2 separate regions of the Homo sapiens genome follow, and region 2 is linked to region 1. Evidence: chromatin contacts called from ENCODE Hi-C data. All regions are on one chromosome and are shown on one strand. The core of a region is the stretch at or near the end of the contact, and the rest is flanking DNA. Distances in the headings are between cores, read along the strand shown. Region 1 overlaps TNIK (TRAF2 and NCK interacting kinase). Region 2 overlaps TNIK (TRAF2 and NCK interacting kinase).

Region 1 (7,475 bases), core at 2,019-4,518:
TTTTGCCCTTCCTCCCTCCTCTCTTTCACATTTTATTTGGGTGACGTTCTGCTTGGGAATGACCAGCTGTCACTGCCAGTAGCTACTGGGATTACATTGCAGCATGGGCAGGGTGTTTTCGTTTTGTTTTTTAAAATGCCAATGGATATTTACTGGAGCTACTGTAGGGATTGGCAGTTTCATTTCTGTTTTCTGTGGAGGGGTTTTGGGTATAATAGTTGGATTAGAAACACTAAGAAAATCAAATTTAAACTCTCAATCTATTGATGGTACCAAGCACTAACCATTTGACATTAACTGGAAGGAGATACCATCTTAATCAGAGGCTAAAATGCTCCCTTTGCTCTAGATCATAGCTTATGAAGAGCAGAGTTTGAAGACAGAGACAGTCAGGTGGTGTCAGTTTCTGTCATTCTCACTTGGATTCCTGTGCAGTATCTTCACACTGTTTATTTTTAAAGAATTTTCAATCTGATGATACTGAAATTACTTCAGATCTTCTCTAATCTCATCCACCCTTCAGACTGTGTTTAGTTCCCCTGATATGTACTTTCATAGGTTCGCGAAATTGTAATGAACATATTGGGGTGGGAGTTCTGGAGGGCAGAGATGATGTCCATTTTCTTGACCCCGAAATTGTCAGTGCCCAACACTGACCTCGGACACAGTAGGTGCTCACCAGATAGATGAATGAATTAGATTCTAGGGCAACGTAATCCATGCGGTGTAATCCACAAATCACTCTTATGGCAATACATTACAAGTAATTTTTAAGCCTGATAGAGTTTTCTGAAGGTCTAGGAGGGGCATACGTAAGTTACCTATGTGTTGGGTTATGTGAAGGGACCATTTTCTACTCCTGCCCCCCAGCATACTTCTGTCATCTTTACCCACTGAGTGTCAACATGGAATATGAAGAAAGACTTTGCAAGTAAGATGTTAGGAAAATAAATTTCATGTGCTAAAACAGATATTGGCAAACATTTTTGATAAGGGCCTAGAGAGTAGATATTTCAATCTTTCTAGAAATACGGTCTTTGTCACAACTAATCAACTACCGCTCTTGTAGCACAAAAGCTGCCACAGACAATACACAAAGGAATGAGAATGGCTGTGTTCCAATTAAACTTCATTTATGGACACCAAAATGTAAATTTCATACAACTTTCCCATATCATGAAATTCTGTTCTTTTAAAACGTTTTCTCCCCAAACACTTACCAGTGTAAAAAAATTCTTAACTCACTGGCTATACAAAAGCAGGTAGTGGATCTGATTTGAACCACTTGGCAGAGTTTCACAACCTTGCACTTAAAAAAAAAAAAAAAAAGAAAAGAAAACAACAATAATAACAACAACAAAAAAAACACTAATAACAAAGCCAAAGCTTTGGTGAGGAAAGGGGGCACTTTCATTTTATCAGCCTTATAGCTTTCCTGAGCACTGAAATGAGGGACATAGAGCCTTTTCTTAGTGGCTTATTTTTACACCATTTTGTGTTTTTCTGTATGTTTGCCTACCTGCATATGTGCGTATATGGTAGAAGTAGACCAAGTTTTCAAGTTACGTGTGACATATTTTCATAGCAATTTGGAATGATCAAAGGAAATTGTAGAAAATACAGTATGGTCCCAGTTATTTTTTTAAAGAAAACACATTATACTACAAAAATGATGTACTTTATATATGCTTGTAAAAGGTTCTGAAAGGTATTTACTAAATGTTAACAGTGGTTACCTGTGAAAATTGGGAGTGTCATTTTTGAAGCAGGGGAGATATTGATCTTTTTCTGACTTATTTGACAATTTTAAATGAGAATGATTCTTGCTCAGATAATTTCACTATTTGTGAAATTAAAATTAATTAGTAATGTATTGAACTAAAAAAAAGATATTTATTGAAAGAAAACACTGAGCCTGCTTCTGTGAATCTACAAAAAATCTGTGATTTTAATGACATTGTAATTTTTTCATATTGACCCTTAGTGAAATACAGCTTTTGGAAAATCCCTTCTCTATGAGAGCATTGCTAAATAAGGAAGTGTTTAGGTTTTGTAGGAGTAAAAATAGCTTCTCCAGGGATGTTGATATTTAAAATAATGCAAATGTACAATAAAATCCCACAATCTAAACTCTGGATTCAGCCCATATACCCAGAGTTTTAGAATACATTTCTGACTAAAACACAAAAGACCTTGAAAGCAGGTGCTGTCTTTGTCCCCTGATACCAATGTGTTTTAATAAGGTTCCACCAGATTTTCAAAGTCTTTGGTTAAATTGGAACTGACATTTATGCTAATTAGCTGGGTTTGGGAGTGAAACAGGTAAAATTGAATTACAATGGGCTCCAAACTATATTTATTTTTAAAATAGTGGCTCTGAGGGATATTTGGTTCTATTTGTCAGTTATTTCATATCTCGCTACTTTCTATCATTCCCTTCCCGCCTGGTGTGTTAATCTGGTAATCTGAAATCTTTTTGTCTGCCTGTAACATAATAGGCTGTTTTCCTGTAGTCCATCTGTCTCCTACACGAGGTGAAAGTACTTTTCAGAAATGGCTTGGGTTGATATTATTAATCTTTATAAGCAGAGAATTCCTTGAATAATTTAACAGCCAAATGGCATGAGGGGGACTTGGTATAAAAATGAATTTTCCTGTCAGCTTTAAAAATTACAGCGTGGCCTGCCTTTTATCTGTGCAACTCAAATATCAAAACAATGGATGTTTATGCTCTTTATACAGTTTTCTGTTTTGCATTACCTAAGACCTAAGACGATGAAGAAACATTTAGACAATTTTGGTTTACTTTTTTTTTTCTGCTAGAAAACCGCAATAAGTTAATTAGCCAAAAGAAAGTCCTTCTTGTTCTCTGAAACAACAGATGCTGCCTTTGACCTTGGAATTTAAGGGAAAATCTATTTTTGATTACATGTCTTGAATTTCTTGGATTTGCCAGTGTTAGGGCAGCAGTTGTGATTGAGTGCTTTTGAAAGTATATGCATGATTTTCAAAGAAATCAGTCTGCACAGCTGTTGCTAAAGAAATCGTTGTTCTCCGTCCTTCCAGTTCATTACTATATAAGGTTTTAAAAATTATTTTTTCCCCCTACTTTTAATTGGAGTTATCCTAGTTACAGATGTCACAGCCTCTGAGCTACTGGTCTTCCACCCGACACCCTGCTTCGTTGCAAAGGCCTAAGGTTGGAGTATGCTGCATTTGATTGGCAGGGTAACATTGTTCCTCTATGCTGGGATGGGGAAATACAGCCAGTCCTGTGTTTAGGCAAGCCAGCAGGAGTGGGACTATTAATAGCCAACTATGTGTTTTCTCTCAGACACAGCCTCTTTACAGTGCTCTTTGCTTGCCTATCTTTTGGAAAGTCATGTGAATGCAGCAAAAGCTTTCTAAGAAATATGAGGGCCAAATGGCATTACTCTGCGTGAAGTATGCCCACATGGGATTATTAGTATTTTGTTAGAAGACCATTTAGCAAGTTTGTTTGTTTCTGAATCAAAATCCATAGATGCTCATTGAACATTTTTTGTTTTTTTCCATAAATCATGTATTTGAGAAAGACATCTTGATGATGGGAAACTCTTACCTTGGAGAAACAAAGAATCAAGTAGTGACTTTATCCTCTAGATAGTACTGAAATCAGAAGTACTTTTTCCCTTTAAGTGTCATAAAACACAATTACATTTCTTTCCACATATTTTCAACCTGAGCAAATTGACAGACCAGGTCAGCTTTTTTCCTGGGTCATTTTCCTGTGTATTTTCTTTTTATCTTCTGGATGTAATCTTTTATTTGTAGACCATTTTAGTGAAGCCCCTAGTAACAATTTATTTAATTTTATTAGTCAATTTATAGGCAGAGGGCAAGACACATTAGAATATCATCATGGGTACTAAATTAGAAAATTTAAATCAAAATGTCTATGTTCTTTGAGCTATGCCTGCTAATTAAAGAAGAGGTAAACTGCTGAAATATAATAGGCCAACGTGGAAGGGTCCAGAAGAACCATGGAGGACCCCCTTTCCTCTGGCTTGATCAATTATAAGAGAGCAAATGGAAGAGGCTATACAACTTTCTCCAGAAATGGGTTATTTTGCAGGCATGAGCAGTCAGGTGCATATTGAATAGCCACAGATTAAACTCTCCTCTCCTACGCTTTCGGGGTCATCCTTCAAGATGCTTTTAGCTAACCTCCAAGATTGGGTGAGGGCTGATGCTCTAAATTTCAGTGTTTAGAGACTGACCCTTCCTGTAAGGAGGTACTTAAGACATCCTGTCTTCTCAGATGAATGCTTCTGGAAGGCAACATTGGAATATCTATTAGAATGATTTGATATACAACAAGGTTATGACCTTTTGGAGAATACCTCAGTCTCTTCAGGGCATTTTCCTTCTTAATTTCTGGTACCTTAAAAAGGTCTCGTTCCTTTTGGTTGAATGCCTTGAGAAACGTAAGGCTATAAAGGAATTTTAACAAACTTGATTCTCTAATCAACTGCTCATAAATCCATTTTATTGCTTCAATTATGCAAAATAAATGTTTAAAATTTGTCTGTCGGGTCAGCCAGTTACCCGGTCAACTAACCTCCTAGCCAACCTGCTAACCTCAATGAATATGTTGCTCTGAAACTCTTTTTTTTTCCCCCAAATCTTCCCAAAGCTATTAAAAAATACCAAGGAAGGATGGTTAAGGCATGTTTTATTAGCCGTAGTAGTTAAACTTGTTAATTTATCAGTAAGGGGAAAAACACTCTTTGTAATTTTAACTTGTCTTCATGCTAAATTCCTTCCAGACTGTGGTTAGAACTTAACTGCAGAATTTTTGCCCAACAATATAAACATTTTCTATAAAACTATGGAAAGTTGCCCATTCTGGAAAAAATCTAAAGTACAAAGGATAAAGCGTTTCTCAAGATAGAATTTCATTTCTGGTGTTTTTGCATGTAATTTTAAATTTTATTTTATATTTTATTTTGAGACAGAGTCTTCCTCTGTCACCCAGGCTAGAGTACAGTAGCAGGATCAAAGCTCACGGCAGCTTCGAAATCCCGGGCTCCAGAAATCTTCCCATTTTAGCGTCCCAAGTAAATAGGACTATAGGTGCAATCATCTTTCCCAGCTACATTTTTTTTATTTATGTATTTTAAGTTTTATGTAGACAGGGTCTTGCTATTTTGACCAGGCTGGTTTTGAACTCCTGGCCTCAAGTGATCCTCCCACCTTAGCCTCTCAAAGCACTGGGATTACAGGTATGAGCCACCATGCTGGCCGGCATGTAATTTTTAATACTAAGTCTAGGATAAATTTTCTTTTGCACTCATTGGGATATGTGTTGATACATTGTTAATCTTTGGAATCCCACTGGAATGAAATGTGTTTCATTAGTGCTTAAACTAAGATGTGTTAATTTGAGAGTTTATAAAAGGAGGTTTAAGCCTAGTGCATTTTCAAAGTTGCTTTTTTTCAATTAAAAAAATTTTGATATCTTGGCAAAAGGATAAAATCGATAGACCATGTAAAGAACTGCATTCAGTTTTAAAATAATTAGGTTTTGAAGATTTATTCTACTGTCTTTTATGAGTAAGAACATGTCTAGGGGTTTTAGGAGGATAGGTTTAAACAGGTTTACAATATTTCCTTATAAGAGCTAGATTATGTATACAATAAGAATTAACTTAAGAAATTTTGCTTTGAATTTCTCCAAGATTTTCTAGGGCCAACCAAGCTTATTCTCTTTAAACAGAAATTTAAGACCATTAGTAAATAAAAACCTTAATATGTTTTGGAAAATGATTACTTGGACTCAGTATTTTTTTGTGGTGTATATGCTTTGGCTTGTGTTTAAATTATGTTACGCCTGTGTTTTGATCAGGCATTAAATAATTGAAACACTCATGTTAAATAATTATGCAACTGTCTGATTTAGAAGGCTGGAAAGCAGCAGCAAACCTGTTTCCAGAGACATTTCAATCTATAGGCCAGGTTCAGGCTAAACTATATAGTATGACTCTCCTTCTTTCTACACTGAGGTATAGAAGCAGCATAGGGTTGGGGTGGAGACAGACCTAGTACAAATCTAAGCCTCTTGTTTATGAGCTATTTAACTTCATGTAAGTTATTTGAGCCCCCTGAGCTTTAAGAATTAGATGCTTTCTAAATGTCAAGCACTATAGTAGTAATAAGCACACACGTTTCCTTTCCTTAGGATGGTTACTGTCCCATGGGAAAGGTAGACACATGGGCACAATTTCAATATATTCTCAAGTTCCAAGAAGCATACTCAAAGTGCCATGGAATAGGAACACGCTGCCTAGCAGCTCACTCCTTTTGGGCACACATTTGTCTGATACAACTACGTGCTAGGACCTGGATACCAATGTGAACAGAAAAACACAATCCTAACCCCTCTATTGTCTTATAACCTAAATAACAAAGTGATGACTGTAAACTAGAAAGTCTGGGGCCTAACTTATAGGGTTCGTAAGGGTGAAAAGAGCTTTCTTTCCCTTTCTTGTCATCTTCATTCTGTTCACTCACGCTCTGTCCAGATTCCCAGTCTCCCATTTGCCTAAGCGGGCAAAGAGGTAGTTGTTTCTCTTGGTTAACAGTTCTATATAATGAATCCCTTTACAGATGAGTGACTGAATACTTCTTCCTAAGAATAGTTGCATTATTACCGAAGACTTTTGGTGGCACCAAGACCATAGTACATGTCTCTCCATTTGGCAGCATTTCAGCCATTGAGCAGTCCTCCATGGATAGCTGGAGTGTCTCTCCCACATCCCACTATCATGGTGCTTGGCTGCTATCCAGATGCCTGTGATGAGTGATGGAGTCCCTGGTGCTTCCTGGAGAGAACAACAAATGGTAGTCTTGCACCACCTTGATTGTTAATATACTTGGTCTGTGGACTTCCCATGCTCAAACCTAAACCAAAGAACCTGGCCTGACCCGGAACAACTGCTTTGTTACAGGTGAAAGTCCTTGTTATTACTTTGGTAGTTAATCATCTTCCCCTGGGCCTTAAACTCCAGGTCATTCTCTGGAGAAGAAATTTAGGACCTGTGATATTATCCTATTTAAGTACTTTTCAGATACGATCTTTTAATTATAAAAGATATATAATTATATATTTTATATGATATATATCATATAATTATATATTTTATATGATATATATCATATAATTATATATTTTATATGATATATATCATATAATTATATATTTTATATGATATATATCATATAATTGTGTAATTATAAAATGTAATCGCTTGTATATAGTTCTTAGTTCCTTAGGCAAATCAAGTAAATAGTAGTTGCATGGGTAAATATAAAATACGCAAATACTCCTTATAGTAATATAAGAACTATCATTCAGGCAGGAGGACACAAAAGATCAATGTATGAACCATTCCTATATATTTTTTCCTTTTGAAGCACAGGTAGGAGCAAATCAT
Region 2 (7,321 bases), core at 3,906-6,405, 270 kb after region 1:
TTTGTCTCTAGAAATTGGCTCATTTTATTTTTATTTTCCTACAAAGAGAAACTGGAGAAACTGAGCCCTCCCCTCAGAGTAAGTTTCACTAGATCTGCCAGTTCTTACTGCTCTAAATTAATAATCATCCAGTAAAATCTACTGAGCCTGCCCACACCATAGTCTGGGTCTGGGGTCTGGCAGGTGACCATCATTCCTGGGTGCCAGTCAAAGATACTGTAGCATGGATTCCTGCATCCAGTGGTGGTAGGAATGGATGACCAGTGAAGTTCCTTCAAATAATGAGGCTCTTCCCCCTGCCAGTTCCAGCCAGACCACTGTCATAACACACAATGCAAATGAAGACAGCCTTCACTAAGTTCCACATAAAATTGAACAGCTCTATTTTAGATAGATCTCATTATTTTTCTTGGAGACTTCTAAACAATCCTTCAAGAAGACCTAGAACTATTATTTTTATTAAACAGGGTATATTAAGTTATGGGTGAAATCTCACAAGGTCACCTGGACAGGGGCTCCATTTTTCTAACACTTTGACATTGTTTTCTAGGGTGCACTCCTAATATACTTTGCATCAAGTACATGTTTTTTAAAAACACCTTAGTTCCTGGTTGTCAAAACCTACTAACAATTTTTGTCTGTTCTTGTGACTCATTGGTAATTGGTGTCTCTGGTCCCTCCTGTCCAGTAGATTATTAGAAAGATGTGAAATTCCAGCCAGAACCATTTTGGTTTTATCCACTGCCAGGAAAGGAAGGGGCTAAAGTCTCACATTCCACGAAGCTTTTAAAAAAATGCTTTCCCTACTACTATGTGTACCAGTTCCCGTCACTGTATTCTTGAAACGTGGAAGAGCTCTTTGTGTTAACAGTGTGTGCTGTCTTTGAAAGTCTGCTTGAACAGGCATCACTTGCATTTGTGCTGATTGCTTTAAGATGTAAGATGTGCTACATTATTTTTAAGAAAAAAAATAGTTATTGATAAAACTTTTAATTTTAACCTACTGCAGGAAAACATGAGAAAATCCACAGCATGCTGATAACAATTCTGAATGATGCTACTATGCTCTTTATATTCCAGAATCACCACTGGTACCATGTTCTGATCATTTCAACAGTCTCTAACTTGTTAGTTACCTTTTAGTTCATTCTTCAAAATTTAAATCTAACCAAATCAAGCAAAACATAACCAACCAACCAAAAACTGACCTCCCCTGAGACTACATAGTTGTAACATAAATCTAAAATCCAAAAGTCTAAATTTGATTTAATTTACCTGCTAATATTTCTCATAAATGCCACTATATCTCCTTGGTCACTATATATCAGGAACCCTAAAGTAAGCTGTCCTTTCATGGATCTTAAATAAATTGGGTGTAAAATTGATCACTTTTCAGGAGTCCCAGCAAAGAAGAAAACCTCTTGAGAATTTGCAAGTTCAAAACTGACAATTTGTATATTCCTACCAAACATTTTCTAGGTTGTTTTTATTTCTACACCATTATTCTGGGAATTCTTCCATTGATAACTAGAATATTCAACAGTTTGCTTAGCATTAAACAGTGTGAGATCATAACCCTGTGCTTTGGACTTTATTCTTCTAGACCTGCCATTCCAGGAAGTGCCAGAATATACCAAAATAAAAATCCCCATAAAAGCATTTTTAAACAAAAATCCCTGGGTAATGTTTGAGTTATTTTAAATCTAGATCAAAATCTTGGATTCTTCTGAGTCCATGATGACAAATGTTTGGATGAAAAGTAGAAAATACAGTTAAAAATAAAAATGTCCTAAAGTTTACAGATTTTTGAGTTTGTGTACATATCTTCAAACTCACTCCTTGCATGATAGGGTTTGGTTTTAATGGTTTATTTTTATCAGCACCAAGTTGCATTGCACTATTGAGGCTGAGCAAATGCTGGTGGAAAGGTGAGTTTTCATTTCTGGCAATGGATCATTATTTGTACACTGTAAATATCATGCCCAGCTACCCCTTTCCCTTATCTCTTCCCCTGGGATAAATGTTAAGGAATAGTAATACTTATTATGGTATGTTTAAGAAACCTTGGACATTACCCTGAATCAAAACTTCAAATGTTAGGTGGCAGCAGGAAACAAAAGATTACAGCTTGAATGAAATTTTAAAATTGAATGTTGTAAAACTATTTTTGAACGTTTTAGCTGCCTTATTTATGTTAATATAACTGTAGAGAGATGCCAAATGTATAATATCAGAAGGGAAAACTACGATTTTGCTGTGCCTACAATTGTTTACATTTTTTAAATCTCCAGTTTTCAAAAGTATTTTAAATTGTCAAACATTTGCTAAAACTGGATTATAACCTCACCTGAGAATGAGAGAAGAAAATCTTCCTGGCATATTTTCCAGTCTGAAACTTTTGGTTACTTTCAGGTATTTTTTTTCTTGCATACAAAAATCATTGAGAAAGTACTTTCTACAGTTATTCTAAGCAGTCATTAAAAATGCTTTGATAGGTTTCCCCACATGGTAACTACCATGTCCTGGAATATAATATGCTATCTTTGTCAAAATATGAATAATAAAACATTAATCGTAGGATGCCTCCTTGTTCCTCATTGCCACTTCCAAACTATTCTCCTTTCCTCCTCCTGAACACTCATTGTTTTGAAGCTGTTGACATCAGCCTCCCAAGTCCCTACATTACCCTCTTTTACTCCTTCTCATTGCTCAAGAATTTTAGGTTTTGGCTCACTGTTGCTCTCTTTACCACCACCCTGTCATCATTCTTGATTATTTCAATATCCACTTAAGACAGTCCTACAAATACCCTGGCTTCTTGGTTCCCTGATCTTGACCAGTGAAACTTATCATTGCTAATTACTACATCAGCTCCTTAAGTGATAGCAGACAATTCTTATTTGCTCTAGGTAAATCCCATTCAACCTCACCAAATAAAGATCATTGCCCCAGAAACCGAATCCTCTCTTCTGCATCCCCTATTCTATTTCACTGTATTTTGAGTTTAATTGTATTCTGCAGTGTATCTCGCTGTGTTCTGTATGCTGCAGTATCTCCGGTCTTCAACACCCTCCTTGGCCCCATTACCCTGTCTAACTGAAACGGCCCAATAGTCCCATAGACAGTTGTTTTTGGATAAACATAGAAACTGACCCTTTTGCTGTTAAAGCTTGAAACTTGTATTTGTTTTCCTTCAGGCCTCTCAAAAAAGTATCAAAGAACTGGAACTCAACAGATCATAGCACCAGATGCCTTCTTGCCCCTCCTTAGTTCCTGTTTTCTTACACATTGTTACATTTCTTCCCTGCTATATAAATGCCTAGTTTTGGTCAGTCAGGGAGATGGATTTGAGACTAAGCTCCCATCTCCTTGGCCGCAGCACCCGACCAAACCAAAGCCTACTTTCTTGGCAATACTTGTCATCTCAGTGATTGGCTTTCTGTGTGGCAAGCAGCAGGACCTAGACCAAACCTAGTGTTTCGGTAACGTAACTACCATCTTATTTATCTGTTTCTCTTCACAGAAAAACTCTCTAGGGGGAACTGTGTATACTTACTGTCCTAAATTTCTCTCCTCCCTTGGTCTTTTGAACCAACTCAAATCAGGCTTTCATCTCTACCACAGCAGCTCTTGCTAAGGACACCAGCGACCTCCATGCTTTCAAATGCAATGGTTAGGTCTCTGGCTTCATGCTGCTTGAGTTATCTGCAGTCTTTGACATAGTTAATAATTACTTCCTTCTTGAAATGCTTTCTCAGTTCTGGGGCATCTTTCTCATGTTCTCTCACCTTCCTGGCCACTGCTTCTCAATCTCCTTGGCTGACTTCTTGGAGTGCCCCAGTCCTAGGCATCCCCCTCTAAGTGATCTCTCCCAGTCCTGGGGCTTTAAAAACTATACACTTACAACACCCACATTTTAATCTCCAGACCCAACCTCTTCCCTGAATGCCAAATAAAACTGGCATACAATTTAACTAATTTCCTATGAAGCACCTTCATTTGGATGTGTCATTGGCATCTCAAACTTGACATGTTCACCAATCAATACACAGTATTCCTCTTATTCATGGTTTCATTTTCCTTGGTTTTAGTTACCTGCGATTATCTGCAGTCTAAAAATATTAAATTGAAAATTCCAGAAATAATTCCTAAGTTTTAAATTGTGCACCGTTATGAATAGTGTAATGCAGTCTTGCTCCATCCTGCTACACCCCACTCAGGACATGAATCATCCCTTTGTCCAGCGTATCGATGCTGTAAACATCACCTTCCCCTTAGTCACTTTGTAGCCATCTTGGTTATCAGATAGACTGTCATGGTATCACAGTGCGTGTGTTCAAGTAACCCTTATTTTACTTAATGGCCCCAAAGTGCAAGAGTACTGTGCCTAATTTATACATTAAACTTTATCAGAAGTATGTATAGATAGGAAAAAAAATAGTATGTATAGGGTTCAGTATTATCCACAGTTTCTGGCATCCACAGTGGGTCTTCAAACTCCCCCTCAGATAAGGGGGTACTACTGAACTCCCATTGCAATCCTCCCTGTGCCAGTAAATGGCAGCTCTATTCCTTCACACCAGAAAATCTCGTTATCCTTTATTTTTCACTTTCACATACCACATCGAATCCATTTCTTTTTTAATCCTGTTTTCCCTAGTTTCAGAATATATCCACAATCCACTCTGGGTCCAAGCCACTTCTTGCCTGATATGATGGTGTTAAAACATATTCCAGGTTATGCTACTTTTCTGCTAGTCCCTCAATGCCTTCCCATCTCACCTGGAATGTCAACATCCTTACAGTGGCCTAGAAGGGCATTGTGATAATCTGTCCTACTTTTGGCCCCACCTCAGCCGCCACTGCCACTTCTCTGACCTCATCTATTTCTTTTGTCACTTTGCTAAAGTCACACTGGCCTCCTTCCTTCACCCAGAACACCCTCAAAGCATGTTCTGTCTCAGAGTCTTTGTCCTTGCTGTCTCTCAGTCTCAAAACTTCCCCCATATGCCTACATAGCTGACTCCCTCCCTTCAGGTCTCTGTACAAATATTCCTGTACTGTCAGAGACCTGTGTCAAATAACTTCTCATCCCCCCACTCATTTTCTGCTTCATTGCCTTTCACAGTACTTATCACCATATACTTTGCTTACTGGTCCGTCTCCAGTGCTTTGAAGAATGCTTGGCAAATATTAGTCACTCAGTAAATATCTGTTGGATGAAAGAATGAATGAAAATAATAACAGAGCTTTGGAATTTTTTAAAGGGTAAAAAACTATATGATTAATTTCAGTTTCAAAAAAAAAAAAACACTGTCTCCAAAGTTTATATCATAAAAGCATAGGTTTTATGTCATATAGAAAATAGAAAACCCTACAGATTTTCTTTCCTGGAAGGCTATTGTGGATGGAAGACACCGGGCTATGACCCTGGCTATACTTTCTTGCTCCATGAATCATCCTAACAGGCCAAGTTGCAGGAACGTAAGAAGGGCTGTCATATAGAACCATGAGAAAAGCAGTATTTCAAAACTCTTACATTTTTACAGATAATGATCCATTTTAAGCTATTGGCATTGCAATAAATGCAGTTATTGGATGTGGGTGGGGATTCTGAATTTTGTTTTCTGGTCTAAATGTTTAAAAAAACAATTTTTTTTTTCTGAAACAAGAAATAAACAACAGTGAAAGTATCCTCCTGCCAAATGCAGCTTGAAGACAGCCTAATGACATTTGGGTCTTAACAATCTTCCAAGGACAACAATTCTGCCTCCCTGGGAAGCCTCTAACATCTGTATATATTCAGCTCCACTGAATGTTGCATGAAGTTTCATTGTAGAAAATTGACACATGCCTTCTGATTAATCTGTTGTTTCACTCAGTCTTGTAAAGGGCACACCCTGTAGTTTCCATTTGTTCAATCATGTATTTTCCTGCTCACTTAATAAATCTTTTTAAAAAATAAAGAAGGAAGATAACAAAATGATGTCATATGAAGCAATATAACAGTGAAAGAATTTTTTTTTTGGTCCTCATTACTTTTTGTGTCTTTTCACAAATCTGTTGAGATTAAGGATAGTGTGTAATTCATGCTAAATAGCTAGGATCAAGGTCTTCACCTTTCCAGGACCAAAAGCATTTTGGAGTTCCATGGTGCTTAGTTACAGATTCCTGAGGTCCTGTTGAAAAATGCAGGACATTAGTTTCAGGGATAGATGGAAAATATGAAAAAGATGCTAAGAAATGGGACAAGGTGTCACAGTCATTGTGAACAATCTAGATTATCACAAACTCCAGTTAAGATACAAAAACATTTTCAAAGTGAGTTCTCTATATGTGAAAAAAAATATTTTAGGGTGTTGGTTTTCTTTAAAATTGTAACTCAACAGCTTAAATACATGTTTTTATATTTTCATAAGCAACTAAATCCATGTTCTATGACAATAACAATTTGATATAGGGTTATCTCCCTCCAAAAATTAGTCATCTTCATGTCCAAAGTTCAATGTTAATTTACCCATAGTCATGAGGGCAGGGATCAGCAGCATCACGGTCTGATGAACATTTTCAGCACTGTACCCAGTGCTCCATGGATCTCAGGTTATCTTTTATTATTAAACCCATTTAATAAGAGAGATGGCAGTTGAAAAATTGAAGGATTTAGAGCTAGAAGGCATCACTGGAGCAGAAAGAAACAGCATAGCCTTCAGGTCAACTTGATACTCTTCCCCCATCTCATTCCTTCTCACTAGAATAGCCACATTCATAATTGGAAGCCTAGCCAGCTCAGGCCAAAGTTATCATTAGTCCAAGGAAAAATGACCAAAAAGGACAGCATAGTGAGTTTTGTATAAAAGCTCATTTAAAGATCGTCTTATTTGGAGATGGTGTGCCCTCATTTTAGTGTTACAATGTATTTGAGAGCTGATGCTGATAATAAATGGCTATTTTATTAAATGCTCTAGTTTGGCAAAATTAAAAGTTGACAGTTTTGTTGTTCTTCACAAGATTTGGGGTTGAGTGGGTGTATTATTAGTCCATTTCATTACTACTGATAAAGACATACCCGAGACCGGACAATTTACAAAAGAAAGAGGTTTATTGGACTTACAGTTCCACGTGGCTGGGGAGGCCTCACAATCATGGTGCAAGGTGAAAGGCACGTCTCACATGGCAACAGACAAGAGAAGAGAGCTTGTGCAGGGAAACTCCCATTTTTAAAAGCATCAGATTTTGAGAGACTTACTATCACGAGAACAGCACAGGAAAGACCTGCCCTCACGATTCATTCCCTTCCCACCAGGTCCCTTCCAGGACACAT

What was found. Hi-C counts contacts between places; a loop is a spot of excess contacts on that map. Pooled maps may share reads with other maps.
Region 2: a pooled map of heart left ventricle shows a loop between it and region 1 (2.2-fold over the local background). The contact joins two enhancer-like sites. A Hi-C loop is called at or near these places in 2 of 168 maps with a recorded cell type or tissue (heart right ventricle and mammary epithelial cell) and 3 of 50 pooled maps.

The regions. Positions count from the first base shown.
Region 1 is chr3:171,316,694-171,324,168 of GRCh38, reverse strand. All of the region lies in intron 2 of TNIK (TRAF2 and NCK interacting kinase), which reads left to right. Among named protein-coding and RNA genes, the nearest start is that of TNIK, 140 kb to the left of the region's middle. RefSeq lists an enhancer at 1-2,214. Within about 2 kb of position 3,268, at least 4 of the 41 ENCODE cell types and tissues checked have a DNase peak (open chromatin) inside an H3K27ac peak, as active enhancers do.
Region 2 is chr3:171,053,670-171,060,990 of GRCh38, reverse strand. TNIK (TRAF2 and NCK interacting kinase) reads left to right here. Exons shown (of 33, transcript NM_015028.4): 33 at 1-2,577. Among named protein-coding and RNA genes, the nearest start is that of SLC2A2, 31 kb to the right of the region's middle. Within about 2 kb of position 5,155, at least 2 of the 41 ENCODE cell types and tissues checked have a DNase peak (open chromatin) inside an H3K27ac peak, as active enhancers do.